Regions from separate parts of the Homo sapiens genome. Here region 1 is linked to region 2. Evidence: read pairs that join two places in POLR2A ChIA-PET (ENCODE). Cell type or tissue: Caco-2. All regions are shown on one strand.

Region 1 (2,500 bases), 110 kb after region 2:
CACCATGTTGGCCATGCTGGTCTTGAACTCCTGACCTCAAGTGATTCACCTGCCTCAGCCTTCCAAGGTGCTGGGATTAGAGGCATGAGCCACTGCACCCAGCCCAAATTGATTCTTTTATAAGCAAAAACTAATATGTAAAATCATCTTTCCCTTCTGTCAAATATTTGATGCTTCTTTGATCACATGTTCTTATATCTAATTGGGTCTGTTTCTAGGCTGTCAGTTCTGTTTAGCTGATCATCAAAGTTTCTAATCTTAAGGGTTTTTTGGTCTTACTTTGTTATAATTCATTATAACTACTATTATAAAGACAGTCTTCTTCATCTTTTTTGTACTACCAATGAATAACAAACATGACAAAAACTATCTGCATTATATAGTTTTTTTCTTTAGTTCAAGTAATACTCTGGGAATTTTTATTAACTCACTGCCGTCATTTTGAATATCCTTTTTTAAAAAACGAAGGATAGGAAAATGCTAGATAGAGGATCCTGATAAATGAAATCAAAGTAGCAGATATTTGCTAGGTTTCTGCTTGTAATATGAATACATACAGACAGTTAAGCATGTATAAGTATATGTAAGTATATATAAGGGCTGATCTCAAAGACAAAAGGGGTTCAAAGAATAACTGATGTAAGTTTCTGTAGTTTCAGATAGTACTTCTGAGTTTTTGATGGCTGAAAACTTAGTGAAAGCATCAGTGCCGGAGGATGAGATTCTGACTGTCTTGAATAGCAAACAGATACAGAAATCAAATCTACCTTTAAATAAAACTCAACAATTCAACATCTGCACACTGTCAGCTGAAGAACAGAAGATCCTAGAGTCCCTTAATGATCTCAGTGAAAGACTACATTGTAAGTATGGAAGAACACCTTTTATAAGAAATACTGCATTTATACTTAGACAATTTTAATTTAAACTTTAATTTAAAAATTGAAAAGAAAAATACAAAATATATCCATATTACCAACTACCTGAGTGCATAACCATTCAGACTATATTTGAATACTATTTCAAGTATGCCATATCATTTATGATGATGTCAACTTCTTTGGCAGACTTATCTGTCTTTTCAGAATATATGAATAGACTTCTGTTTCAGCAATGGACAGGCTACATATCTATACTGACCATCCATCAAAACAACCATAAATCCTTGATTAAGTATTTTTTAAACCTGCAATATAGTGATGAGCTAGTAAGAATGTAAGACATTCTTAAGACCAATAACTAAATGTAGATAAGAACTCAAAAAGATAAGGAGAGTGCAGCAGCTAGCTCTTGTCCTGAGGATATTTAACTCATGGGGTGAAATTGAACTTTGCTTTCCATGGCCTCATAGGAAAAAGGGAACAGGCCTACTCAGGATGAGTAGTCTCACAGAAGATCTTTCCACCATAAAGCTGGGCCACCCGAAGAGCTGTGCACTACACATGCATACACAGAGGAGGCAGCGCAGGGAGAGGGAATTTTTTTCTAAAAAAAAAAAAAAGGCTTGCATTTTTTAAACTTCAGTATTGAGCAGGTGATAGAGGAAAAATGATCCCTGAGAATGTAGAATCACAGTCTAATACAAGTATCACACTAATTTACAGCCCATACTCACATTAACTGAATAGTTCTTAAGATCTCAAGCAAAGAACTTAATTTAGAATGATCCCAAACTGGTAGTATTCCAAAACACTTGGGAAAAGTACATTTATGTATCTTCTGCACCTATATTCCAGTCCTCAAAGAATTATCACAAGTGAAATCCAAGGAAAATGAGCAGCCTACAATTAAAAAAAAAGTAAATAACTTAATCCGTAATGAAAAAAGGCACCAAGAAAAAAAATCAAAAGAATCCACAAAACAGAATAAACAGACCCAGAAAGGATTCAGATAATGAAATTACCAGGCACAAACTATAAATAACTATGCTTGTATGCTCTAAAGTTGTCAGAAATAAGCTTTAAAATGCAGAAATGCAGTCATTTTTAAACTTAAACATGCAGGGAATAAGAAACTATAAAGAAAGAGCAAACAGATTTGAAAAATGGCCCAAATAGAATGCCTGGAAATTGAAAATATAATAATTGAAATGTAAAATTTAGTAGGTGGTTTAACCACCAGATTACAGACGTCTGAACAGAGAATTAGTAAACTAGATTATGAATCAAAGAAATTTATCCACAGTATATCTTAGAGAGACAAAGAGATGGAAAATATGATATAGAGCTTAAAAGACACAAAAGAGTAAATAAAAAGGTCTGAAAGGCTAAGACAATATCTAAAGTGATAACGGTTGACAACTTTTCCAATTTGATGAACAATGCCAATCTACAGATTCAACAACCCAACACATTTCAGAGTAAATAAAAAGAAATGACCACTAAGATACATCCACAATGAATGTTAATCAGCAACAAAAAGGCAGAAAACAATGAAAAAAAATCAGGAGATATTGACAACATGTCCAATGTGCTGAGAGAAAGTAACTTTCAAATTTAAT
Region 2 (2,500 bases):
AACTCCAAAGATGTAGCCATTTGTGTATCACCTATCTGTGAACTGGAAGCTCCCTCCCCACTTCAAGTCTTCCTGTTTTTGCTTCAAGTTGTCCCCTCTTTCCAGACTGAACAAATGTGCTTCTTAATTGATGTCTCATGTATCCCTAAATGTGTAAAACCAAGCTGTGCCCTGACCACCTTGGGCACATGTCATCAGGACTTCCTGAGGCTGTGTCACAGGCGCATCATCAACCTTGGCAAAATAAACTTTCTAAATTAACTGAGACCTGCCACAAATTTTCAGGATTCATAGACCCCGAGAGGAAAATGTATCCTTAAGGACAGAGGGAGGACAGAGCTTGGAAACTATTAATTCTTTTGGTCTCCCTCCAAAAGAGCCTGGATATTTTTCGAGTTATGTGTAATCCATGCTCGCCCCTGAGGCAGACCCACCCTCCTGAGGGACTTAAAGACAGGACCATTATGTGGTTCATGTTTCTTCAAAAAGGAAGTTTATCTGGTACCAAGTTTTTCTGAACTGCCAGAGGTAGTTGCAGTTGAGACCCCTCACACACCCTTAAAAAGGCTCTGAAGTTACTGACACAAAAAAGACATCTGGCTACAAGAAGGGGCTTCTCCTGGATCTCCATCATCCATGTCAGTAGATACCTAATGAAGCTCTCCACTGAATCCCAGTCCCATGTCCTGCACCATAAATCACATCGTTTTCTTCTCAGATAGCCCATCCACCTCCCACCTTGGCCCAGAACAAGAACCTGAGCTTATAAACTGAGACTACCCATGCCTGCTCCCTTAATGTGCAAATCAAAAAAATCAGAGATAGTTGTGAATCTTTAAACACCAGTTATAACTGAATAATTCTTCAGACCAAAACTCAAATACAAAAAGACTAATAGCTAACATGCTGGTAATAAGCTAGTAGGACACTTTTAAATAAGTCTAGCCACTTAAAGAGGTTTGGGTGTAAGAGTATATCTGGTTATGGATTACTAAAGGACATTTGGTTATTGATTGTAGAAGCATAATCATTAACCCTGTTAGGTGTCATTTTGTGTACAGGAAAAGGCAAGGACTAGGATCATTTCTCTTTTAAGGAATGTGGTGACTTAGGTAAGAGACTTGGAGCCTGTTTTTGTTTCCAAAGCATCTTTTCGGAGAACTGCAGGTCATCACAGAGTCAGGGGCTTTGTGAAATTATGCTGGCAAACAGAAATGAGCAAATATGGCTTCTTACATTTGCTTCTTTGTCTCACAAGCTCCCCCTTTTGGTCACAAATCAATCACCTGGTTGTATTTATAAGACCAATGCTAATTATTCCACATAGTTAGGAAGGCTCTTTTCCAGGAAGGTTGATAGTCTTCAGTTGCGGTTATACGGAATGAACATTGAGCCCAGTGTGCATACTTGCCTATTTATTGAAAAACATGCTTCAGATCGCATCTTATCTTAATTAGCATAAGCCAGGTTTCCTGACGTTGCCTTCTCTTGCACCTAACACAACACCTCAATAGGATTATTATGAGGATACTACAGATAATATATAGCAGTACATACTTAAGTGAGTTAAAGCATTAAAGTAAGTTAAAGATTGGGAGAAAAACATGATAATAATTTTTTAAAAACTGTAACATACACTTGTTTCTTTATTTATTTATTTAGAGACAGGGTCTCACTTTGTCACCCAGCCTAGAGTGCAGTGGCATGAACACGGCTCCCTGCAGCCTCAACCTCCCAGGCTCAAGGGATCCCCCCACCTCAGACTTATTATTTTTATTATAGATTCAGGGGGTAACTGTGGAGGTTTGTTACATGGATATATTGCTTAATGATGAGGTTTGTCCTTCAAGTATACTCATCACCCAAATAACGAATATTGTGTCAAAGGTGGAATTTTTCAACCCTCATCTCCTTTGGTAAACTCCTCCCATCTAGGGAGTTACTTGGCAGTACAGTTTCCATGTGTGTTATACATGCAGCCATTTCTTCCTAGTAACTTTCAACTAGGAAAATTTCCCTTCTGGAGAAACAAAATATCTCAAGGAAGAACTTACCTCTTTGTCAAGGAGTCAAAACAACTAGATGAATAAAACTCAGGACCAGAAACAAAGTAGGAGATCTGAGATTCAAGGGAGAGTCACCCAGTTGTCTCCAACCACGAAGAAGTTGGAGGGACTCAGAGGGCAGATGCTGGCCCCAAGGTGCTGGATCCCCACAATGTTCCAGACAACCCTGGGCAGTCCACTGTGAGTTCCTTCGTGGTTGTCAGGATTGTTCACTAAACAAAAAAGAAATCAAGCTTTTAAAGCATTAAAGTTAGTTTTATTCAGAAGTCTTACTGAGGGCTGTAGACCAAAGGCTACAGTCCAGGTGCAGTTCTATCAGACTACTTTGATGCAGTATTTTAGTTCAAAGCTTATATACAGGTGGTAAAGATTCAGTACATGCAAAATTACATCAAAGTTTGGGAGTAAGAGTACATCTGGTTATAGTTTACTAA

What was found. ChIA-PET counts read pairs that join two places held together with the same protein. Peaks named below come from ENCODE experiments on the same cell type or tissue, not always from the same donor. Only the 100,000 strongest peaks of a DNase experiment are listed, where the experiment ranks them.
Region 1: POLR2A ChIA-PET joins it to region 2 with 7 read pairs; 2 of 35 experiments call an interaction of 5 or more read pairs at or near these places.

What each region holds. Positions count from the first base shown.
Region 1 is chr11:101,986,179-101,988,678 of GRCh38, forward strand. CEP126 (centrosomal protein 126) reads left to right here. Exons shown (of 11, transcript NM_020802.4): 9 at 654-863. Among named protein-coding and RNA genes, the nearest start is that of CFAP300, 60 kb to the right of the region's middle. In Caco-2, no CTCF peak of the experiment used is centred here; a DNase peak (open chromatin) is centred at 1,393.
Region 2 is chr11:101,879,146-101,881,645 of GRCh38, forward strand. No RefSeq gene overlaps it. Among named protein-coding and RNA genes, the nearest start is that of CEP126, 35 kb to the right of the region's middle. In Caco-2, a CTCF peak has its summit at 1,283 (motif pointing left); a DNase peak (open chromatin) is centred at 1,236.